2 separate regions of the Mus musculus genome follow, and region 2 is linked to region 1. A link is a loop called in an ENCODE intact Hi-C map of the cell type or tissue named here. Cell type or tissue: left cerebral cortex. All regions are shown on one strand. Links, peaks and the distances in the headings refer to the core of each region. The heading gives the core; the rest is flanking DNA.

Region 1 (12,526 bases), core at 2,846-10,845:
ATTATCCAGCTCTCTCTTATGCACAGTTTTAAAACTCAAAGCCATGACGTATACACTGTGCATAGGTATTCTCATACAAAATCCAACAACAGCATGAAGATGTCCCGCCCACACTGAGTGACCTTCTAGGTTTTCTTCCTTGACTCTTACATGTACAAAACTGTAGTCTGAGTTTCAGTGATGATGCTCATCTATTCATAAACCCTTCCATCTCCTAAAAATTAAAAGCAGACTCTTCCAGCATCTCATTCAACCAGCTGCATCTCCTCCCATGCCGTGGGCTGCCATTGTCTCTCGCCACTGATCTGCAGACACAACCTGTACTGCGTACCTCATCACCATGCTTTTACACATGCTACCTGCCTTGTTCTCAGTGTTCTTCAAATGACACTGCCCTCCACCAGAGCCTCCCAGTGAAACATTTTAAATGGCCATCTTTACTTCTCTCCACTGCTTGTCATTTGTGGGGCTGAGATGATGAATTCAGTGGGAGGGAAGGCCCTTGAGCCTGATGTTGGTTACAAGATTCCGGCTTTCTGTCATCCTCACTTCTGTCTCTAAATGATAGAGGTGGGTAAAGCAGGCCCATGTCCGGTGTGAGTAGGACATGGGGGTCTCTTACATTATGAGTTGTAAGCAGGACTGATTCAAGGTCATTTCTTTAAAGCTGATACTTGCTTTCTTGAGTGAGCAAAACATATGTTCTAGGGATTGTATGACCCCTGGGAGTGTGCTGTGGGTGTAAATGCCCTAACGTATGTTGTAAATACTCAGGGCAGAGAAGCTCTTACTCAGCTACGTGATTTATAAGAATCTTGCTCAAAAGAAAATGCTTATTGTCCTTTTTAATGCCTGTACTTTTCCCCCAGTGTCTAAGTCTTAAGCCATTTATTCCTTTGCATGTATATCTTCAGCTCGGTTAGCAGTAGGTCAGCAGGAATGACACGCGCAAGTGTACATTCCACGGGAGGCCACCCACACATTGCCTGTTACAATGTTACAGATACTAGTGAGTTCTTAACAACTATTTGTGTACGTTCGGCAATACCAAGCAAATGAAGGAACTAGTATGTGCAAGAATTATTCTTGACTGAGAAAATAGTCTTAAAGGTTTTATGCTTCCTGAGTTGAAGAGTCACAAACCTTGCTGATTTCTAGCGTCCACTGTGGTTCTTCCGAGCCACAGAGGGTTCTCCCTATAGTCTACTGTAAGACATTGAGTTCCAGTCTCCACTCCATAGGACAGCGTGCTTATTAGATCACGTGTGCCTCAGTTTTCTTAGGTGTACAAGGAAAATAAAACCGTACTTGGGGGTATAGTTACAATTATTAGATGAGTCAGTGTACTCAACATAGTTTCAGCACTCTGTAAGTAATTTACTTACTTTCTGTTGTTATTAATACCAATATTGCTGATTTGGACTTGAATCAAGTTATTGCCATAGCTATGCCATATAACCATGTGAATTAGTGCCAAAGACTGCTGGAAATGATTATTACAAATGCGGTGGCTTAAAACAACAGAAGTGTATTCTTTCATATTTCTAACAGAAAGTTTTAATTCAGTTTATTGAGCAAAAACAAGCAGAGAGCAAGACAGTGCTCTCTCCAAAGGTGGTGAAGGAAATCAGTCTCCTACCTCTTGTGGCTTCTGATAGCTTCCACCAGTGTGTGGCTTGTGGGAACATCACTCCAATCTCTATTCTTGCATCTGCCCTCATGGAAACAGTGCTGTCTGCTCCTGTACCTCAGGTCTCCCACTGCCACCGTCTTGTGAATTATGGGACTGCATTTAGGCTCCAGCCAGATAATCCAGGATATTCAACCTGTGTTAAAAGCTTTAATCATATAAACTCTTGGACTATTTATTGCCATTAAAATATGTAGCGTATTAATATCAACAACCTCTTAAAAGGTCTGCCTATAAATATTGTATAATTTCTTTGGTCAGAAACATCTGGGCTAAGTTGCGTCACCTGAGTCAATATTTTCTTCAGTGCTGTTTAGCAAACCAACTGTCTTTGGTCTATTTACCTAACAAATAATTTACAGAATGGTTTTCACTTGTAGAGTCATGTGCGGGGTTCTTCGCTATTCTTCAGGAACCCTGTCTAGCAAAACTAGAGGGAAAACCTGAGATTCATCTCTCTTAAGAGAGAGTGGGATCTAGTGGGTAAGTAACCCCTGACCTCTGCAGTCTGCAGTGGGGAGTGTTTGTGCTCCTCTCGGAACAGACAAGCAACACGGAGGTGTTTTTCAGTTGCATGTGCCTCCTAAGTGAAAAACAGAAAATAAGTCATTGTAATTGGCACAGTAGAAACCTCCCTGGGTGGTGGTGTTCTGAAAAGAAACGGCAGCTTCCCACCAGGCATGCGCTCTCCGATTTCCTGTCAACCGCAGTATATGAAACAGAAAAGGTGAGAGAAATGATCACCACACAGTGGCCAGTGGGATGTACAACCCAGAGAGCTTAAAATATACCTATGTCAGCCTTGTCTTCTCAGGCCTCTCTATGAAAAGAACACGATCCTATAATCCACACATAGCACCAACCTGCATGTAGGTGAGACTGGTCCAACTCCAGGTACAAGAAGAAACAAATTCTGTTATAGTCACTAAGTTCTAGGGTAGTGCAATAGGCTGAATAATGGACTCTAAAAGATGTCTTCTTTCTAATCCCTGAAACCTGTTACCTCAGTTGGGAGGAAAGTTTGCTTCTGCACATGCACTCTGTTTCCATTTTTATTGGATATTTCCAAATGTAAAGAAAGTCGAGATTCTTTTTTTTCTTTTCTTTTTTCTTTATTTTTTTATTAGATATTTTCTTTATATACATTTCAAATGCTATCCTGAAAGTTCCCTATACCCTCCCTCCTCCCTGCTTACACAGGTTCAAATGAGAGAATCTCAGAATCCATGGCCCTTTGGAAGGACAGAGACCTGCTGGGTCACCTCTCCAGAGGGGTGTGAGTGAGAAATTCTCACAGCAGCTGTAATAACGCTGGGGCTTTGTTCATGGCCATGTCTTCTCATGAAACCTCTACCAAAAGCATCAGAGAGCTAGCTAATATAGTCTAACCCAAAAATGGCTTCTTTTTTGGAATCAGAACTTTTAAATAAGTTTAATATATTGTCTTAGTTAGGGTTTTACTGCTGTGAACAGACACCATGACCAAGGCAAGTCTTATAAAAAACAACATTTAATTGGAGCTGGCTTACAGGTTCAGAGGTTCAGTCTATTATCATCAAGGTGAGAGCATGGCAGTATCCAGGCAGGCATGGCACAGGAGGAGCTGAGAGTTCTATGTCTTCATCCAAAGGCTGCTAGTGGAAGACAACTAGGGTGAGGATCTTATACCCACACCCACAGTGACACACCCATTCCAACCAGGTCACACCTATTCCAACAAGGCCACACCTTCAGATGATGCCACTTCCTGGTCCAAGGATATACAAACCATCACATATATATATTTTAATTTTATAAACTTTATTTTTAAAAACTTGAAAATAAAAAATTCATACACTCCTATATATGAAAAAAGAATATGAGCTGGTGAGATGATGGCTCAGCAGTTAAAAGCACTGACTGCTCTTCCGGAGGTCATGAGTTCAAATCCCAGCAACCACATGGTGGCTCACAACCATCCATAATGAGAAACAAATTTAAAAAAAAAAAAAAAAAAAAAAAAAAAAAACAACAACAAAAAACCCTAGGTCAGAGCAAGCAGGGCCCGGAGTGAGCGGGACCTGGAGTAAGTAGAAGTAAGGGGGGGTGGGGGGAAGAAGAAAAAAAGAATACATAATTTAAAAAAATATATAATCCTAAGAATAGAAGTTCACTGAATCATATAAACTTTAGGTCTAGTCAATAACTTTGGTATATGATGTGATGTTATTAATTACAGTTTTATTAATTTCAAAACCAGTATAGAACTAGTAAATAATTTTTGTTATTTTGGTTTTACAGAAACCAAACAACAGAAGTCTAGTCTCCCCCACAGTCTCATCCTCTTTATTCAAGTGTTAAAAGGAATTTTCTCATAGGCCCTGTGAAGGCAGGAAAAATTACACAGTAGAGCTCGTGGCTTCCTCCTCAGTCATTTCTCTACAAAAGGGAGAATAGAGGTCTGCATTTTCCTTAGTCACTTGATGAATGACACTTGAGCACTGAATTTTGCCCCCACCCAAAATAATAGTTCTTTATTAAAATCCTAAAACTGAAATGAACAGGTAGGTAAGCAAGCACTTAATTTAGAATCTCTGCATTCTATACTGGGAACCAGCTTAAGGTAAAGATTTTGTGTTTTGAACGAAATCCTTCTGCTGGGAAAGCAATGTTCAACGAGACTCAGACTTTTCCATTTGTCACTATGTCAGGGGCCAGTGGTCTTTCAAGTTGATGTTTGTCTATGCTAGACTGCTCTAGAGCATGCTGTTAGACTGCTCTAGAACTGTGGCTATCAACATTGCTGTTGAAGTTCTCCATTGCTGAAGACCATGACTGCTGCCAAGTCTCTACTGTCCTGAACGTTTGTTTCTGAGTGGTTTGGCTCTTCCTCACGGCTGTGTGACGGGGTGAATTTTTCTTTCTGTGTTCTGCTAACCACACAGTTACTGGGCCCTCCCTGCAGGTCAGACTCTCATGACCTTTTCTCAGACAAGCAACTCTCATGTATAATAAATGCATTTGTTTTATTCAGACCAATAATGATTCATTCACCATCAGGCACTCTTTGAAAATCCAGTCCTGAATGAAGCAGAAATAGATCTTGTCTTTGTGGAATATACCTTCTGGCCAAGAAGTGAAGCAAAAGGTGTGAACAAAGAAATAACTTCAGCTTATGTAACGCTGTGGAGGAAGGTCCCTCGGGACCAGGATGCATGGAGCCAGGATGCTCTGCAAAGACCTCTCTAAGGAGAGCTGACCCTAGGACTAGATCAAAGAGAACAGGGAATGGACCAGAGAAACACTGAAGCAAAGCCTGCAAAGCAAGACGAGCATCTGAAGGCCTTCCCTGCAGCCTGCTGGCTGGGTCTGCCCGCCCACCACCTTGCACATGGCTGTTCCTTCAAGGCTCAGTGCAGCAGGGCTTATCTCCACACAGGGTGTCAGCTGGAGCCTGGGTTTGGATTTAGTTCTCTGTAAGGACACCTGAGGGCGGCTATGAGGGAGTTCCATGAAATATTCATCACAAGCAGTCAAGAGGGGTGAGAAAAAAGAGAGAGGTAGATTTTGATGATCCTAATGTAATTCTCAGGATCACAAACAGAAATGGCTATAGGCAATTTAGTGCTGGGGTTTATTAGAAAGGCCGTCTGAACTGGAGGTAGGTGTTCCTGACTTTGCATGAAACTCCTGGCTTGGCTGGTGTGTTGACTGGCAGACTCTCCACTATAGCTTAAGTCTTCTATAGTCAAATAACTGTATTATGTGGGTGCACACATCTGTGTATCTGTTCATATCAGTTCATCTCCCTGCCTGTTTCCCAGTGACTTCCTTTTCCTCAGCGGCTTTTACATCTGTTTCACAGAGATTTCTCATGGTAATTTGATATTAACCCTTCTTAGTCCCTGACCAGAAGGAGCCTATTAGCATCCTGCCCACTCACCGATTATGCCCATCTGCTGTACCTGACAACTAATTTGCATTCCAAAGAATCTAGAGCTCTTATGGGCATGCCACACTTTTAAATCATATATAATCTGTAGAATGCACCCTACTAACTGCCATTCCTGGTGTGAGCATGAGAGAAAAGAAAGCCCTGGTTGTAAGCCCTTTCATCCCTGTGTAGCTTGTATCTTAAGAAAAGCATAAAAATTATTTTATGGACATATACTTGATTTTTAGACTAGGAACAGCATTTCTAAATATAGCAGCAACCAGAGAATTGAGAAAAGCAGATGTTGACAGCTGTTCCTGCCCCAAACTTAACACTCTTAATTCTCAAAGTATATCGCTACACAGAAACAGAAAGTGCAGTTCACATTGGCACAGAGAATACTACCTTCTTGCTCCGTCTGGCGCCCCCTCATGGTTGTAAGATTGGAACTAGCAACTTCAGCAACCTGGCTTACTGTTTCAGAGAGACACTGCTAAATCCTTGGGCAGTTTCAGAAGACACAGGAGTGGCGTTTTGTTTTGTCTTAGTTTTCCTCAGAAACACTGAGTAAAATTCTTGTCATATTTTATTTTCATGAACTAATAACTATATCAAAGTTGTCGTAAAGGGCAAAGTGTAGTCTCAGGAAATATAAAAGACTAGCTGGTTTTCTATACAAAAACTTCTGCAAAATTTTACTATGTAAAATTCTAAGTACAGGATGGCTTTTTTTTTTTTTTAAAAAGATGAAGAAACATGAAGAAACAGTTTAAAAAAAAAAAAAGTCAAGCCAGGCATGGTGCTGCAAGCCTGTTATTCCATCATTCAAGAAGTGGGGGCAGGGGGATTCTGAGCTGGAGGCCAGCTGGGACTACACAAGGAGACCTTATCTGAAAACATTGGGTGGGAGGATGCTGGGGAATTTTTTGGTAGTTTGTGAGGATCAGAGTTCGGATTTCCAGGACCCATGTAAAATGCTAAGAAGTTGGGTAGGGTACCTGTAACTCCAGCCGCTGAAGGCAGAAGGTAAGAGCAAGCTCACTAGGGAAACTAGCCGCATCAGTAAGCTCTGGGTTTGATTGAGGGACCTTGCTCCAATGAATGGGTTAGAAGAACATTAAGGATGATTCTCTGCATGAACACAGGATGAGTACCAGTGCACTGTTTTCCATCGCCTCCTAGGCCATGGCAAGAGAGACCTTTGAGATAACGTGTATGTGTTATCAGGAGCTGTTGGGGTCGGTGGTAGATTCCCTAGATGGTCAGCTTTCCAGGGAAGAACCTGAAGCCTCTCCCTGCAGAGCCGGCCAGGGAGCTGTCCACCTCGCCAGTGCTGGATTCCCGAGCAGCAACCTTGCTCTGCAGTATTGGACACTTTATACAGTTGGAGCCTTTTAAAGGGGTTTGTAGTAAAACAATACTGAAAGACATGGTGGCATACACCTTTAATCCCAACACTCAGGAGACAGAGGCAAGTGGATCTCTGTCAGTTCTAAAGCAGCTAGAGCTACATAGTGAGACTCCATGTTGAAAAAGAACTAAAGTCAAGAAGTAGGCTTCATGACACTTTCAATCAAATATATTGTGTATTTTGACCGCATTCACTATTTCCCCCTTCTGCCCTCCTCCCTACTCATTTCCATCCTTGTCCCAAATAGGCCCTTCTACATCCGTGTGTGTGTGTGTGTGTGTGTGTGTGTGTGTGTAATGTGGGATCCACATTGTATTTTTGTGAGTCTGGTTTATTTCACTTAGCATGTGATCTCCAGTTTCATTCATTTTCCTGCCATCATCCTGAGTGAGGTAACACATTCACAAAGGAACTCACACAATATGTACTCACTGATAAGTGGATATTAGCCCCAAACCTAGGATACCCAAGATATAAGATACAATTTGCTAAACACATGAAACTCAAGAAGAATGAAGACTGAAGTGTGGACACTATGCCCCTCCTTAGAATTGGGAACAAAACACCCATGGAAGGAGTTACAGAGACAAAGTTTGGAGCTGAGATGAAAGGATGGACCATGTAGAGACTGCCATATCCAGGGATCCACCCCATAATCAGCATCCAAACGCTGACACCATTGCATACACTAGCAAGATTTTATCGAAAGGACCCAGATGTAGCTGTCTCTTGTGAGACTATGCCGGGGCCTAGCAAACACAGAAGTGGATGCTCACAGTCAGCTAATGGATGGATCAGAGGGCTCCCAATGGAGGAGCTAGAGAAAGAACCCAAGGAGCTAAAGGGATCTGCAACCCTATAGGTGGAACAACATTATGAACTAACCAGTACCCCGGAGCTCTTGACTCTAGCTGCATATGTATCAAAAGATGGCCTAGTCGGCCATCACTGGAAAGAGAGGCGCATTGGACACACAAACTTTATATGCCCCAGTACAGGGGAACGCCAGGGCCAAAAAGGGGGAGTGGGTGGGTAGGGGAGTGGGGGTGGGTGGGTATGGGGGACTTTTGGTATAGCATTGGAAATGTAAATGAGCTAAATACCTAATTAAAAAAAAAAGAGATCATCTCATTCTTCGTGATAGACTAGAATTCCATGTGTGTCTACACCATGTTCTGTGGCTGTGGACAGTAGGTTGATTTTGTGTCTCTACTACTAAGGATAATGCCTCAGTGAACAGAAGCAGGCATCACTGTAGCCTGCTAACTTAGAAGTTAGGTTTTTTAAGAAGTTAGTTGTTTCCAGGTACCTCAGGAATACTGAATCTTTCTTAAGCTAACCCAGGTATCTTGTTTTTCCTTTGTGCTCCCTCCAGAAGACACATGTACCACACAGGCTTATTGAATGAAATAAGACCCCCACTGCTTCTAGGAACATTTTATAAGTCAGAAAAGATTGAAAGAGAAAATAATCTAAATGCCAGTGTTTTATAAAGATACGAGGTATTTCCCAACTAATAGAGTAATAAAAATATAACTTATATTTAGATGTGGAAGCTTAAGTTGCCAGAAAGATAATTAGTATTATTGCTGGAGTCTAACTCTGATACCTCTAGGTATATAGTAAGTGTTGTTTGTTCTTTTTCCTATTAAAAACAAGTTATTGTTGATGAATATTTAGTATCTCATTGGACCTGTATGCTAAGAAGTAAAATAATTACCAATTTCAAATATCATATTGTTCCAAAATGGTGTTCATAGTTAATTCTTAGTTAACTTTCTAAGAGTACTAAGTAGAAATTGCTCAGCCAATATTTAGTGTACTTTTTTCTTTTTTTTTTTAGTGTACTTTTTCTATATTACAAAAATTTGAGTCATATATTTTCATTTATCAAAGCTATTTGCCAAAGTGAACTTTCACTCTCTTATGAAAACTCGTCTTCTGATGTATAATTCCTCACAGCAATCCATTGGTAAATAATGAAAACAGCCCTAAGTAACAAAACGAAACAAAAATCCCTTTATAACTATAAGTTAAGCTTGTCAGCAAACCCTGATGTGCCTTTGTGGTAAGTGCCATCATAGCTGCAGTGTGTAAGTCCCTCTTCGTGTCTGCCTCTATCTTACCATAACACTGTGAACCTTTTCTCATGAAATCAGAACAAGGTTGTGTTCGTGCTGTAGAAAGAGAGCGAGTCAGTTGAGACATGGTGATTTGGGGACTGCCTGTCTTTACGTGAAGAGTGTAGACTAGGCTGTATTTGAAACCAGCACTCCTGTTGACTGTCAAGAAAGCTCAGGTCTCGTTCTCAGAAGGAAATCAAATGAAGGGCACTGCCCTGCATAGGGTCACTGGCTCCCAGTTGTGATCAGTTCTTGGAGTTAGAGCAGCCTGAGATACTGTTTCCGTATGTACTGTAAGCTGCAGAGTACAAAACATCCGCCTGTCTGGACCACTAAGAGAATTAATGAGATGCTGTGTGTAAATCACCTTACTCAGAGGCCAGCACAGGCCTGGCACTCTCTCCTTCCCTCTGTCTGCCAGCTGATGAGTCCAGTCTGTCTTACGTGAAGGACTAGGGTTGGATGAGTAAGACTGATAGAAAACTTATCAAGGCAGATTATTTTCATCACAATATGTTTAAAGCCCCTAGTCAACGGGAGGGGATAAACAAAAGATCAGGATTTTAAATAAAAGTAAGATCTGCATTCTTAATTTTTTCTCTTCTCCTCAGGTTCTAAGTGGCTTAGTATAAGTATAGCCCTGTGTAGTACTCTACATTGTAACTCCAGAAGAGAGTAAATAAAAATTAGTTTTACTTGGGAGGCAGAGGCAGGCGGATTTCTGAGTTCGAGGCCAGCCTGGTCTACAGAGTGAGTTCCAGGACAGCCAGGGCTACACAGAGAAACCCTGACTCGGAAAACCATAAAAATAAATAAATAAATAAATAAATAAGTTTTGCATTCTTAATTTCCAATCTGTTTAACGAGCCTAAGCTCATTTACATACTCAAGCACTTATTTTCAGTTTGCTGCATATGCCCCCACCTGTGTTCAGAAAGCACAGATAAATAACGCTTAGATCTTGCTGATTCAACTTTAATTTTTGTGCATTTATTGCTTGTGTGTTTATGTCTATGTGTGCCGTTGTACAAGTGTGGAAAACAGAGAACAGTCTTTGGGAGTCTGTTCTTTCCTCCCACCATGTGTGTTCCAGAGATTAACATCAAGTCCTCAGGCTTGGCAGAAGGCACCTTTAACTGCCGAACCTCATTGGCCTACTCCTTTAAGAGAGTGTGTGTGTGTGTGTGTGTGTGTGTGTATACACACCTATGTGGACACACATATATAAAGACCATCTCACTTATGAAAAATTTGTTCTTCTCTATCACTTAAAAATAATTTTGTTATTTTGAGATAATTATAGATTTATAGACTTACAAGGTTAATATAAAGAATTTCTATGCTGCCCCAAGTGTTAAATGCTTTTCCCATATTTGCTTTGTCATGTTTGTTCTCTTTGCATATATCTATGTAAGCATATACACAGAGACATAGCTGTATCAGATTTTTGTTTTTGTGTGCATATGCACTCGGCTATTTAAAGAGAATCCAGATATTATGTCTCTTCATAGTACTTCATCATGTGTTTCCTAAAAGTGAGGACATTCTCTACCATAGTTATAAAACAGCTATAAAATTAGAAAATGTTGGTGTGGTTTTCTAAGGAATTTACTCAGTTGAAGAAAACATAGGGGTTTTTGTTTGTTAGTTTTTGTTTTTATTCACTTTACATCCCCATCACAGTCCCTCTCCCTCCTCGCTTCCCAGTTCCACCCTTACCAATCCCTCCCCCCCATTACCCCTCCTCTTCTCTGAGGAGAAGGTGAGCCTCCCCTTGGGTGTCACCCCACCCTGGAGCATCTAGTCCTGGCAAACTGGGTACATCCTCTCCCACTGAGGCCCAATCAGGCAGTCCAGGTAGGGGGTAAGGGGAGTCAAATGTCAGGGAACAGAGACCAAGACAGCCCCCCATTCCACTTGTTAGGGGACGCACATGAAGACCAAGCTATACATTTGCTACAAATGTGTTGGGGTCTAGGTCCAGCTCCTCTATGCTCCCTGGTTAGTGGCCCGGGCTCTGTGAGGTCCCATGATTCTGTGGATCTGCTCGTAGTGTCTTTGACCCCTCTAACTTGCTTACTTCTATCCCCCACTCTTCCACAAGACTCCCCAGGCTTTGCCTGATGTTTGGTCGTGGGTCTCTGCATCTGACTGCGTCCACTGATGGATGAAGCCTCTCAGGAGACAGTCATGCCATGTTCCTGTCCGCAAGCATACTAGAGCATCATTATTACTGTCTGGGGTTGGCTCTCTCCCATCGGATGGGTCTCAAGTTGGGGCAGTCATTGGTTGGGTGTTTCCTCAATCTCTCCTCCATCTTTTTTTTTTTTTTTTAGGTATTTTCCTCGTTTACATTTTCAATGCTATCCCAAAGGTCCCCCATACCCACCCACCCACCCCAATCCCCTACCCACCCACTCCCCCTTTTTGGCCCTGGCATTCCCCTGTACTGGGGCATATAAAGTTTGCAAGTCCAATGGGCCTCTCTTTGCAGTGATGGCCGACTAGGCCATCTTTTGATACATATCTCTGCTCCATCTTTATCCCTGCACATCTTGTAGGCAAGAAAATTTTTAGATTGAAGGTTTTGTGGGTGGCTTGATACCCCCCTCCCTCTTCTAGTTGTCCTGCCTGGAAACAGGAGGTGGTCACTTCAGTCTCTATATCTGCCCCCACTGGTAGGATTCGAAGCTAAGGTTGCCCTCATAGATTCTTCTCCCTTACAGTAAGCTTGGTGGTGGAGGGCAGAGAACCTTCCCACATTTGTTTTTCTTGGTTTCTTTCCCTTTGCCAAAGTACCATGTTTTAGAGTGGTGCATTCTGATTGTGTTCAAAATGAGGTGTCTGTATACAGAAATGTCTGTAGTCAAGTATGTGTCAAAAATATAAATATTATATAATGTATATATCCAGAATGTCTCAAGGTATCTAGTATGCTAATGTGAGTTGTAAACTTCCAAAATAGGTATTTCAGTGTACAGCTTTTCCAAACTTAATGAATAGTTAGTCCCCTTTTAAAGGGGCATTGTAAAAAGCCTATTTCAGAATTCACAATGGAAACTCTGCAAAAGAAAGACTTATCTCTGGCTGGTTCTGAGTTTTCAAGTATCTAGGGAACCATTCAAAACTGAGATATTTTGTAAGCATCTGGCACTAAAATGTAATAGGTAATTTTTTTTTCTTTAAGGAGGCAAAGTTGAAACATCCCAAGACACCACTTTGGATCATTTCAAACTCATAAGGCTTGACAAAAACACTATAGTTCTCTATCAAAAAGCAGTTTAGAGGTAGCCTTGACTTGACCGGTTGTAAAGGTAAATTATCAGCTTTGTAACTTTGCTCTCAAGAAACTAAAGCCAAACAAAAGCAAGCAGTCACTTCAATACCAC
Region 2 (12,526 bases), core at 1,644-9,643, 130 kb after region 1:
GTGGGGTGTGGCTCTGGGGGTCGATGCCCAGCACGAGAGGTACCTCTCATCTCTCTCCAGCCCATATCCTGTGACCAGACAGCAGAGAGTACTCACTAGCTTCACCGGCTGCTTCTGACCCTCCCACACACAGTCCCAGTTCTGCACCTCAATTCTATGCCAGCCAGCCCAGGCTGCCTGCAACCTCCTGGGTCACTTTCTTGGCTTGGCTTCAGTCTAGAGACTGCATTTCCCAGATGACCGGGGGCCTGAGGGACATTGTTTCAGGCTGATTCAGCTCCTGGACATGTGGTTGTCCCCTGTATGCAGTGTCTCTGGGTGCCCGGCTAGCACTGCGACTGCATCCACCGGAAGAGGGGAGTCTAGGTGAGGAAGGAAAGAAGCCATTTGCCTGCAGTGATGGCTGAGAACAGATGACAGAGATGAAAGTCCCCAAATACCACAATTTGCTGAGCCACTAAATCCGTAACAGAATCTGGGGAGTAAAGGCCCCTCCCCCCACAGCCAGCCTCCCTCAGCAGCTGTCACTTGGCTTGGCACACCATCAGAGGGAGACACCCTGTCTCCATCTCTGTTCTCTGTTAACTCTGACTCTATAAAGACCCCAGTGTGTGCTGTGGCTCAGGACAGAATTGGGTCCCTGCTCTCTGCCCCACCGCACCCAATCTCCTGTGCCTGCTAGGACTGCCCCAGGCCCAGGCCCCACGAAGCCTCTTGCTGGTTTGTTGTTGTTTTGAGACAGAATCTCACTGTGTGAGCCAACATGTTCAGTCTTACTGTACTTCAGTCATTGTGGCTGAACTTAAAATAAGAACGTCCCCTAAAGCTGGGGGGTGGTAGCACACGGCCAGGGAGACAGACATAGAGAAACCCTTCTCAAACTAAACAAACAGAACAAAATAAAGGAAAGGACTTCCCTGTTTTCTCCTTTTTGTCCTCTACGTCCTACTGTAGAAACACTCCACACCAAGCATCACACCTGCGGTGGCCAGTGCTGTACAGCCACAGCCTCTATCGCCTCTAGAACACTTCTGCCACTCCAAAGGAGAGCTAAGTCCCTCCCCTCCCTGACACCCCTCACAACAGCTACTCTGTCCCTGTTGATGTGTCTAGTGGGTGTATTTCCTGTCATTTACAGTATGTGGCCTATTGGAGCTGGCTCCTTTCAAAGTTTATTACCCTGTATTGATACTTTACTGCTTTTCCAACAAGTCGATTGGACAGTACTATCCCAGTGAATAGATAGACCACACTTTGCTGATCCATACAACCACTGATGGGCAAGGAGGCTGCCTCTGCCTTCTGTCAATACTTCTGCCATGGATACTGACATTCAAAGGTCTGGTCTGAACACCTGGGGGTGGAGTTGCTGGGCCAGCCACGTCGTGATTGTTTAGGACGCTGGGGAACTGTGACGCTAGAGCCATGCATGCTTTCTGCCTTTGTGCAGGGTGTGGGTGGCAAGCAGTGACCTCCACAGCTGCTCCTCTGCTCCAGCAGTCCCCTCTTCTTCCTAAACCCTACGGCAACTTCCCAAAGATGGCTGGGCACCGGTTCATTCAGGGCTGGGCCAAGGGAGGCAAAAAAAAAAAAAAAAAATCACCCACCAGGCGCCTGGGGACAGACATCCCATTTCTCACGGTGACAACACCAAGCACTCTTTTTCCTGAGGACTGCCTGCCTCCTGAGACTCTCCCATTCCACAAGCCATCTGGCTACTTTGCCTCTGGAATGAGTTTCTTGAGTGGGTGATTCGGGCCTAGGAGAAGCACGGCGGGTGGGTTGAGCACAACGCCCCCCTCATTATGAGGCAAGAGTAACCACATGCCAGGAGGAGCCATCCGCAGTGTGAGGGACTGAAGCCTGTGATAGCACGCTGACCCAGCAAGCCCAGAACCAATGACCTGGCTAGAATTGCCCATGTGTACGGGAGCACCCCTAAACCTCCTGGCAGTGTGCAGGTCCTCTGAGACCCCTCACCCTCCATCAGCCTGTAGGCCAAATAGGCAAAGCACATCCATGCTTATGACATGAGGGCTCCAACCCTGTCAGGTTGAAACAGAAGCTGAGGATGCCCAGGCTCTACCTCATCAGGCTGGGGGCCGTTCAGAACAGAGGCAGCCAGGTGGCTTATGAGCCTGATGGCGCTCGCTCTGTGAACATGTGCAGAGAGCATGCGCCAAGTCTGCAAAGCGGCTCTCCTGAACCATCTCTCGTGGAGGGTCTCAGCACTTGACTAAAGAAGTGACCCTCCCTCTGGATAGTGCCCACATTCCACAGAGCTCATGTCTTTCTAAATGACTCTGTACATTCGTCTCCAGAGGATGGAAAAGACCCTGTCTCCAACCATCCACTTATTTTCTGTATTTCTGGGACTCAGGGCCTTGAGGTAAATACTGAAATAACTCTTAACCTGCCCTCACCACAGAGTAGGTGAAGACTAGATTCTCACGTATACTTTATGGCTGTAAGAGACATCCCACAGGGGCTTGCCCAAGCCCAAGGACCGGAATCCAGGCCTGTAGCCCTAGACTTGAATTTAGAGGTCCCAAATGAATCAAAGGCAGCCTCCTGGGCTTATAGTACCCGACCCAGGAATCTAGGACAGGAAGCTGAGGCACAGGTTCAAGGTCAGCCTGATCTATATACAGTGAGATCTCATCTCAGAAGAAAGAAGAGGGAGGCATGTGGAGGCATGGCATCCTTTCTTTCCCAAGATGTCCTAATTGCTTCTCACTCCATCGAGAGGAATGCTAGGAATTGAGAGTTCAGGGTTTGACACAGACAGAATCTGCAGCTGTGGGTAGAGGTGGCAGGCCCAGAAACATGACTGGGTGTACCAGTGAGAAAAGCTCCTCCTTGTGTTTGTACTTTGCCTTTCTGTGACCGCCTCCCATGTCACCAGAGGGCCAGGACACAGTCACTCCAAGCAAGCTCCCTGGGGCAGGCTGAAGCCCAGCACTACCCATGAAAAGGAGAGGAGGCCCCGCACTTTCCTGGGTCAGAAAGAGAGACCCTCCCTGGGACGTGGGAGCCAGCACAGGCCAAAGAAGGGGGCCCAGAGCTGCCTGCATCACAGTGCAGAACAACCCAGGTCCCTGTTCCCTGCCTTCCTCCCAACAGTGGCATCCTCTGGAAGGGAGGGAGGCCCTGTGCTGCAAGGCTCCTGAGAAACAAGACTGTCCCTTCCTCCCCTTCTATCTGCTTCCTGTCCCGGGCAGCATTTACTCCACCAGGCTGGGACAGAAGGGGGAAAGGAAGGAGAGCAGGCGAGACTGTGACACCAGCACTCTGCTTTCCAGATAAAGTCCTACCAGCTCCTGGGATGCTCTTCCTGCCTCTCCCAGACCCACACAAAACTAGAGCAGTTCCCTAAACATCCAAAGAAAGGGAAGGCTATGGCTGATGACACCCTGTTGATGACGCTCTGGCCAAGCCATGACTGAGAAGGCTTCTATCAGCAGGGCCCGCAGAAGCACGGGAACAAGGCAGGGTGCTGCTGACTCTCCGCATGGTGGTTCCTCAAGATGACACTGAATGAGCCCCTCTAGGATCCATCCCCAGGGAATCTGAGAGAACCCAGTGTACACCCTGCTCTACCAGCCCCAGGAGGGGAGGACAGGATGGCTCCTTGCATCTCCCCTTTCCTGCCCTCCCAAAAGATTTAAGCAGAGCAGGACACAGAAGACCTGGACTGACAGGAGAGGCAGGGAGGCTAACCAAGCTGGGGAACCATCTTGTTGAGAGGCATCCCTAGAGCTGGCACTGTGCCTACTATGGTCCAGTGTGAGGCCACAGTGGACCCACGCATAACCTGCTGCAGCCAAGGGCCGGCCACGGATCTAGCCTGCAGAGCCCCCTTGGCTCCCAAGGGATGGGAACGAGCCTGAGTCACTGCCTCGGATGGGCTCTGGTATTTTTGTCCAACTCTAGTTAAAAATAACTGTCTGAGCCAGGTTCTAGCTGCAGCTGACAAGACATTAAGCGTTTGGTACTTAATGCCCACATGTCTCTCCTGTGCCATTTGCTGCCTCCAGTCATGGCTATTGAGGCAGGCAGGAACCAGCATCTCGGCTTCTCCAACTCTGGGGCCTTCTGTGAGCCGAGCCACCGAGTGTCCCTAGACACCATGCCTTGGGGCCAGGGCTGCAGGAAGCGCCCCTGCTCAGCACATTGATCCCCAGGATCATGTCATGCAGCCTGATCATTTGCCTCAGCAACTGGGTCTTCTGGACCAGCCAGTGCTCTGGCAAGTACAGCGAGCTCTTGTTTAGGCTGGGTGGGGCCCGGTGAGCGCTGCTCTCAACCCCCGGCTTCCTATATGGCCATTCAGTACTCATCAGTCAGCGCTGGGAGCTCCCTCAGCCTGAGGAGACCAGCAGGGTTGAGACCCAGCCTGTTCCCCGGCATGCAGCCCCAGCAGCCCCAGCAGCCCCAGCAGCCCCAGCAGCCCCAGCGAAGGAGCCCATCCTAACTGGATGCTCCTAAAACAGCAAGCCAATCTCTCTCTCTCTCTCTCTCTCTCTCTCTCTCTCTCTCTCCTCCCAACGGATGCAGCCCGAGCTGAGGGGGCAGTGCTGGAACAGGCTGGCGTGTGCACACACACGCTAGGTGCCAGCCTACAAGTTTCTCAGTGTTTATAATAAGCAGCAGCTTAGTACATTGAGCACAGGGTATGTTGCTGGAGGCGAGGGCTCCCATTTCCACACCATCCCCAAATGGCCTTCCTCAGGCTCTCCTGGTGGACAGGAAGTAAGATGCCATCCACCTGCCTGCTCTGGAGCAGGCAGGTAGTGGGGCCGTCTACACTCGGTGTTCGGTGTTCGTTGCTCAGGCTAGCTGTAAACTCACTCTGTAGCCCAGTAAGCCTTGAACTTACTCTTCTCCTAACTCAGCTCCCTAGGTAACAGGGACCACAGGCCTACTGTACCCTGGGACTCAGCCTCAGACCCATTTTTCTTTTCATTATTTTATTTATTCACTTTATTTCTCAGACCCACTTTTGACAGCCAGGCTCCTTGGCAAATCGCTAGATGGATTCAAGGCGGACATTCCTTGAGGGGCTGGGGGAATCCTAATCTCCCTGTTGGCAGTCAGAGATAATTGTCATGATTCAGAGCCCTGGTGCTCTTTCTCCTGGGACACCCAAACCCCAGATGACTCAGTCCATCCAGCCCTGGTGGCGAATGGCTCAGCCACATCCACCTCCCTGGTCCATGGGAACACAGGGTTCCCTGGAATGAACAATCCTTCTGCCCACAGCACACACCTCAGTGCACTCTCTCCTCCCCCTTCCTCTGGGTCCCCTCCAACCTCTGTGCTCACCTGAGAAGAGAGCGGATTGAACCCTGAAACTGCCACCCTACAGGAGCCTGGCAAATGGCAGGGCCCTGAGGGTTGCCAAGGAAACCACAGCACTGTGTCTGCCCACTCACTGGCCGCTTGGCCTGTCTGTTCTACTCTTGCAGTGAGAAGCGCCACCTTCAAGTGAACGTCACCAACCCGGTGCAGTGCAGCCTGCACGGGAAGAAATGCACCGTCTCTGTGGAGACCCGGCTCAATCAGCCACAGCCTGACTTCACCAAGAACCGCTCGGGCTTCATCCTCAGTGTGCCCGGGAACTGACTGCTGCACATCAGAGGCCTGGCCCAGGGGAGCAAGAGCCTGAGCCTGGCACAAAAGGCAGGCAGGCCCTCACTCGTCCTCTGCATCCCCACACTCGTTCCACCTCGATCAGCATCCCAGGAGCTCAGCTAATCGCTGTCTGCCCTCTAATGCCACTAGAAATCAGCTTGTAAGGGCCTCTGCTAGGCAGGGCTCCTCTGCCTTCTCATGGCCCTGCCCATGAGTTGTCCTACCTGGCTTTCTGCCTCTGCCTCTGCCCTCTCAACTTTCCATACCCCCGCTCAGGAAACCAAAGACCCTCTTCAGCCCTCTGGGCTGACAGCTAAACCACTTCCCACCTCACAAGCAACTGGACGGTACCTGTAGTTGGCAAAAGGCCACTGGCCACTGCTGACCTCGGCAAAGGGATGAGAGGCACAGAGCCCAGGATGCAGTTCCTGGAGCCCAAAGCCACATTCCTTCCCCTAGAGGTTTGGATGCTGCATCCATGGGCGTAGGACTTAGTCCTCCTCTGTGACCCCCTACCTGATGCCTCCTTCCCCGACATGATTGCAGTCCTTGGGATCTAGCTCCGAGCCCCTCAGCATAAGCCCTACCCCCAGCAGCCAGCCAAAGCCACCAGGTGAGCAGATTCATCTGCAGAGCCCACCCCCCAGCCATGCTCAGCCTGGATCCCTCCTTCCCAGAGCCTGTCCCTGGGAGATCTTTCGCCACCAAGGTTCTAACCGCAGACTTTCTAAGCACTTCTCTCAGAGAGACGCCCTGCTGCTACTCCGAGGAGTCGGCTTCACTCACAGCCCATGCCCACAGCCATCGTAACCTGCTTTCTTGCAGATTGCCAGGTTACTAATCTGACACCCCCTTTGCTGTAAGCAGTGTCAGGACCTGGTGAGGAGGTGCAAGGAGAAGGCCCTGCTTGGCGTGCCCGTTCCCTTAACCCTCTAGCTGCACCTGCCTCCTCCCCACTGGAGACCTGGAACTCTCAGAGAGCCAACGCACGCAGGACCCAGAGGTGGGAGGTAGAACAAAGCTGCAGCAAAGAACGTGGAGTCCTGGCACTGCAGGCCAGGCCAGGGTGCCCACCTATGCCACATACCTGCCTGCTGGAGCCTTGCCTGAGCCCTGCTGGCAAAGTGCAGCATGTTTGCCAGTGTCTGCCCAGGAGGGAGCATGCCTGCTTCAGAGGTCTTCCTGAGAGCCCTGCTCCCAGCCTGAGCTGTTGAGGAGGAGGCCTATGCCGGCACAGGCTTGCTGTGGGGAACCCTAACATGGAAGGCTTGTAAGGGGCAGGAGCGAGCCACAGGGCTCTCAGAGCCAGGCTCACATTCTCTTCACTGTTGGCCAGTCTCTGCTCCCTCATCCTCACCCTGCCACCCTAACCCACTAAGTGCCTGTGCGCATCCTCCTATGCCTTGCCCGGGGCCTGAGGGAGTCACCTGGCTGGCCAGGGTGGGTCCAGCACCTGGTCTCCTACCCCGTTTGCAGAGCTGTGGGGATGTTTACACACAGGAAAGTTTGCAACCAAACTCGGTTGCCGTGCTGCCCTCCGGAACCGTTCTCATTCTCCAAGCCTGGTCAGCTGCCCCTGCAGTGGCTGCTGTGCCGCCAGCCAGGTTTTGCGGATCGATCGCTGGTGGACCTGACAGAACCATGTGACTGGGACCTCACCTTCCCACCCCATCACTGCCCCAGCATATTGCTTTACACTAGACATGCTCAAGTGTGTTCATGCACACCAGAGCAGGTCATGCCAAAAGAGTTGCAGGTCAGTGGGTGGGGTTCTCCTCCCACCCTCTGATGTCGTCTGGGACCTCTGACCCAGGCCAGAACCTCCCACTGAGGACTGCCCTGTCCATACGCACTTTCTTATGACCTAGAAGTCAGTGTGTGGCCACTGAGGGACCTGGAATTCGGGGTGTGACTGACCACAGTAACAGCAGAGGAGAGGACACAGTGATTGTATGCATGGAGTAGGGGTCTCTTGAGTTAATGAAATGCAGTTTATGGTTTGGTGCATATATTCCTATTTTCCATTAAATTAACTTTATTTCTAAAGCATATTTTGATTTACCATCAAGAGCAATAAAGCATTAAATCTTATTTTAAAGGTGTTCTGTTTCTCATTGAAAAATAGTGAAAATTTAGCTTAGTCAACTACCATCCCGGAAGGTAGGAGAATTAAGCACAGATTATGTAAAACGGGGATGATTTGCCAAGGCTTTTGAACAGAAAAATTAGGAAGCCAGAAGCAAGAGGCTGCCTCGGAATCCAGCCGAGGAACTCTGAAGCCTGGGCTCTGGAATCCTAAGGGACCATGTTTCTGAAATAAACACACAGAGGACAGCACAGATCGCCGCGGAAGCTGTTAGCCCAGCACAGCCTCTTCTAAGAGCAGGAGCCATGGATAAGGTGGAGGCCCCAGGGCACCCTAGCACCCAGGGGCTCAGCACTGCAGGGTCTTGCAGTCACTGGCAGACCACGGGACCCGCCTGGACAAGGCGAGGAGCCCTGATCACAGGGCTCCAAACAGTGGGTGCAGAGCCAGCCAGAGAAGATTCCTGCTGCCCTCTTCCCAGCTGCAGGCAGACCAGACACAGAAGCTGGGGTAGCAGCACACTTGGGAGACCCCGAGCTAGATCCCTCTAAAGCTAAACTGTTGGAGCACCAGGAACCTGCCCACCCCTGCTGGCCTTGGCTTGACACTGAGCACGAAGGCCCAGGGGAAAGTGGGAGCGGCAGCCTTGGTGCCAAGACAACACAGAGCCTAAGGCTAGATGCCCAGAAGGACTTACATGGCCGGTACTGACCAGGCCTTCCCTAGACCTGACTGGCCCTCTGTGGCTTAAGCTGCCCCAGGGAGAACCTATCAGGTCACTACGCCAAAGCTGACTTCCCTCTGTGCTGCTTTAATCACCTCTGTCTGTCCCAGTCCTTTCCCCTAACTCTGTCCCCTTCTCCCTGCAACCCGATTTCCCACATACAAACCATGCATTAAAGCTGCCCCCACTGCATTTCCAAATGGCGGGGCCACAAACAGGATGTGACGGATGGTCAGTGCATTTTATTGAATCAGCACAGTACAAAAATAAATAAAAATAAGGGAAGGGGAATTAAATTACAGCCAAACTGAGCTTCATGACTCATCAGATTATAAACCATACATACTCACAAACACGCCATACATACATACAAAAAGAGACAAATATAAATTAATATTAACAGTATCCACAGTTTGGTCAAAGAATAGCTACAGAAGAAATTTCACCAAAAAAAATAAACATTTTAAAAAACAAAACAAAACAAAAAAAATCAACAAACAAACCCAAAAACATCACATGTGTGTAATTAGCAGTATCGGATGTACAGCTATGGATAATTCTGGGCAGGGGATGGCACATTTTCTTCTCATTGCAAGTTTAACACTGCTGGAACAAAACTAAATTCTAATAACTGCATGGAAAGAATACATCAACCCTTCACGGTTGTAAGGAAAAGAGAAAAATCCAATCCTGAACTATGCTCCTCCCGTGGCTCCTCCTCGGCGCTCGTGATTCTCACGGCCAGCCATCTGCTCTAAGGTTATTTTTCTTAAGACACAAAATTCTCCTGGTTCGCATGCACGGTACCACTGTAAAAGCAACAAGAATAAAGGGGTTTTTGTAGATTTTTTTCACATTTTTCTTTTTTTTTTTTTCTTTTCTATCTTGTGTGTGTGTTCTAAAAGTGTCTTCATAGCAGCATGTCAGATAGGTTCTTTGCTCGAACACTTAAGTCTAGCGGTCGTTCCTTTACACAGTACTGAGAGCCAGCGCAAGCAGAGAGGACACGGGCTTCACAATGGAACCAAGGAAGCTCTTTCCTCAGTTGCCGACCACTTCTGAAATATGCACCTTCTCAAAAAAAATGTTTTGTTTTGTTTTTTAAAAATTAAGTACAAAGAGAAGGAAACAGTCAGCAAAGCTGGAATCCTGTTACCGCAGCTCAGTGGACCAGCGACAGCGGCTGGCAGGCTATGAGGATGAGCCCGCTCCTGCTTAGACTGGACACCTGAAGGTCTTCTCCCTACTGCCCCATGGGGCTCCAGGCGCGGTCACCGTGGCAGCAGGATGTGAGGATGGGCTGCAGCGAGGCCTGCACTCAGCAAGCCTTGCAGGGCTTTCCAGCTCCGTGTCAGACCATCTGAGGGCCCAGGATCGGCTCTCTAGGAACCCGGATGAGGGGCCGGGGAAAGGCTCTCTAGTCTGTCAGGTCCGCTTCCCCACCTCTGTGAGTACGTCGTCGGCTGAAAGGCTCTGCTCCGGGCCTCTTCCATTGAGACCTCAATTTCACAGCTTTATCTTTATATGCAATTTTTCAGTAGTGCTTGTGCAAGAAGTTGGCAGTCACCTAGAACCTAATCCTATGCAAGATGACCTCCGCCTTCCTCACTGTAGCCCCCAGCCCCAGCCCCAGCCCCCCACACCCCCCCCCGGGGGTGGGCAGCAGGAGAGGAAGAGGAAACCCTCCGCAGTATCTTCACATTGCTCTTTGTTCCCCAAAGCTGGAGTGAGGGCCATGCAAGAAGACTAGCTCCCTTCTCTTGGACCACTTCCAAACCCCAAGCCACCAGTCTGGGAAAACTAGAAAGAAAAACCCTTAAAGTTCAGAGTGTGTTAGGCAGCTGACAGGGATAGGTGGGCGGCCACACCCTGCAGCTGGAAGTGCTCAGCTGCACAGTCACCAAGCTTCCAAACTGATCAGGGGTCACACTTCCATCGTGTAATTGTCCCCAAATGCATCTGTCTCAGTAGGTTGCACAGAGCAAAGCCTCTCCAGGAAGAGACGGAGCTGCCTGGAAACAGCTTAAAATTAACAATTGGGGGGGGGGGGCAGGGATGGGAAACAGCAACACCCCTATTGACTGATCTCACCTCCCCCCAACGATACAGAACAAAGATCACGGGCACCAGCGAGAGGCCTTAGCATGCAAGTGGGCACCAACCTGATCTCAGGCATAGACACCCACCCGCCCAGAAGGCAATGTTGTTAGTGGGTCCCCGGCGCTGTTCTGGCTTTGTACACAGGGTACAAACTGTGAAAAGCTCGCTCAGGGAAGGAGCTGCCCCTAGCTTCACCTCATCCTTTAGCTGGGACCCAAAACGGGTGAGGAATCTAATGAGCAAACCACCTCATTAACCAGCACTAACGTGGGAGCAGAGACAAAAGGATGGGAGGGGAGCTCTGTCCTGCCAGGAAAGGAAAGCCCTTCTCCCTAAAAAAGCACGCAGCAAACCAGGGCCGTGCATGGTCAACAGTCATCAGCAGTCTCTGCAGGCTCCTGCACTGATGCCCCAGGGCTGTGCAGATCTTGCCTCACTCACAACCTCCTGGATCCTGAGTCAGGACAGCCAGCTCCAGGAGCCTTCAAGAGAAACAATACCCAGAAAAGGGCTGATTCCTCCAGGGCCACCAGCCATGGGCCCCAGCTCCGATCATGGGACAGTGGGAAGCCTCATCTACCCTGGATCCATCGTGGGTACAGGTGACATGGGCAAGTCAGTCCCTTGAGTCCCGGAAAGTGAGTGGTCAGCAGCCGAAGTGGCTCTGAATGCATCTTTTGGGTTCGCGCAAGGTTCATCAGTTCGAAAGTCCCCAGAGTTCTTGAAAGGGCTAAAAAAAAACCCCAAGGAAAGAACGTGGGAAGAGGCCCTTGGTGGCTCTGCTAGACACATACTGTACACAAAACTTGATTCTTTTAGTAATAAAATTTAAAAACAAGTGGAATCCTTGAGCCAGGATACCGGCTACAGGGGCTCACCGATCCAGCCCCAGGAGGAGTCGCTTCTTGTCCTCCTGACCGCTCTCATTCTTCAAGTCAGAGAACACTTGTGTGAAATAGTGTGGGTCGGCATTGATCTGCAGCATCTTGGAGCTCATGAGGTTGATAACTGAGAGGCAACGGTCCCAAAAGGCTTCCTTACAGCTCTCTACCAGGAAGGGCTTGAGCGGGTAGGAGATCTCATTGCCCATGTAGGAATAGGAGAGGTACAGACAGGTCAGCAGGACAGCCTGGAGCTCATGGTCGGAGCCCACCTCAGAGGAGATGACATCCCTGCAGAGCATGTAGAGGAAGACCACATTGGCCGGTGTGATGAAACCCTGGTCCTGCCAGCCCTGCAGAAGCAGGGAGCGGTCCACGCTGCGCAGCCAGAGCACGGGGTCCGTTGGGGACAAGTGCTTCAGGCGGTAGCACCGGCGGCAGAGAAACTCACCCAGGCAGCGCAGCAGCTCACTAGTGGACGCCTGGACGATGACCCGTTTGGGTGTCCCTGCAGAGGTGATGGCAGGGTGCGGGGCCTTCTTGACAGAAGAGGAGACCCCAGTCTGGGAGCCAGAAAGCTGGCTGGCTGGGGGTGCGGGCGGCTGAGCCGGCGGGGGCTGGGCGAATGTGGACAGGTTGGCACAGGACAGCGACTTCTTCAGGTTCTCATTGTTGAGATGCGCGATGTTGCTCTGGTAGCTGCTGTTGGGCTGCGCCTTCTTGGAGTTCTTCTTCTTCGCTGACACCGCCACGATCCTCTTCCAAGGCAGCACCGAGATGATGGAGTGCCGCTTCAGGTTCTTGTCCTTGGCGTTCTTGCTGTTCTGCACGGCCGTGTAGTGGCCCACGGTGGCCGCGCCATCCTCAAACAGTGTGGCCTTCCGATAGCTGGGGGATAGGGACAGCACCGTGCCCATGGTGCCACTGCGCGCCCGGCAGGGGCCGGCACCCCCGCGCGCCCAGCCTGCCGGCTGGAGGGGGGTAAAGGCTTACCGAGCCTGTAGCGGCCGCAGAGAGAAAGGAGGCGCTCCCGGGACACGACGCGTTTAGTCCTGCGGATCTGCGTGGAAAACAAGATGGTTCTCAGCCCCGGGCGGGGCT

Evidence for each region. Peaks named below come from ENCODE experiments on the same cell type or tissue, not always from the same donor. Only the 100,000 strongest peaks of a DNase experiment are listed, where the experiment ranks them.
Region 2: it touches region 1 in a loop (4-fold over the local background); 10 of 42 quality-filtered maps call a loop at or near these places.

The regions. Positions count from the first base shown.
Region 1 is chr11:80,608,119-80,620,644 of GRCm38, reverse strand. The region is part of intron 16 of Myo1d (myosin ID); the gene reads left to right. It overlaps Gm38907 (a long non-coding RNA gene), which reads right to left and starts at 1,849. Exons shown (of 3, transcript XR_880037.2): 1 at 1,640-1,849. In left cerebral cortex, for the core only: CTCF peaks have their summits at 5,137 (motif pointing right) and 6,031 (motif pointing left); DNase peaks (open chromatin) are centred at 5,100 and 6,019; H3K27ac peaks cover 2,361 bases.
Region 2 is chr11:80,477,325-80,489,850 of GRCm38, reverse strand. Cdk5r1 (cyclin-dependent kinase 5, regulatory subunit 1 (p35)) reads right to left here. Exons shown (of 1, transcript NM_009871.3): 1 at 8,667-12,526. The coding sequence starts at 12,342. The coding sequence ends at 11,419. It overlaps Myo1d (myosin ID), which reads left to right. Exons shown (of 22, transcript NM_177390.3): 22 at 5,469-7,724. The coding sequence ends at 5,625. Among named protein-coding and RNA genes, the nearest start is that of Cdk5r1, 6.6 kb to the right of the region's middle. In left cerebral cortex, for the core only: a CTCF peak has its summit at 5,439; DNase peaks (open chromatin) are centred at 7,987, 8,356, 8,600, 9,194 and 10 more places; H3K4me3 peaks cover 3,999 bases; H3K27ac peaks cover 7,882 bases.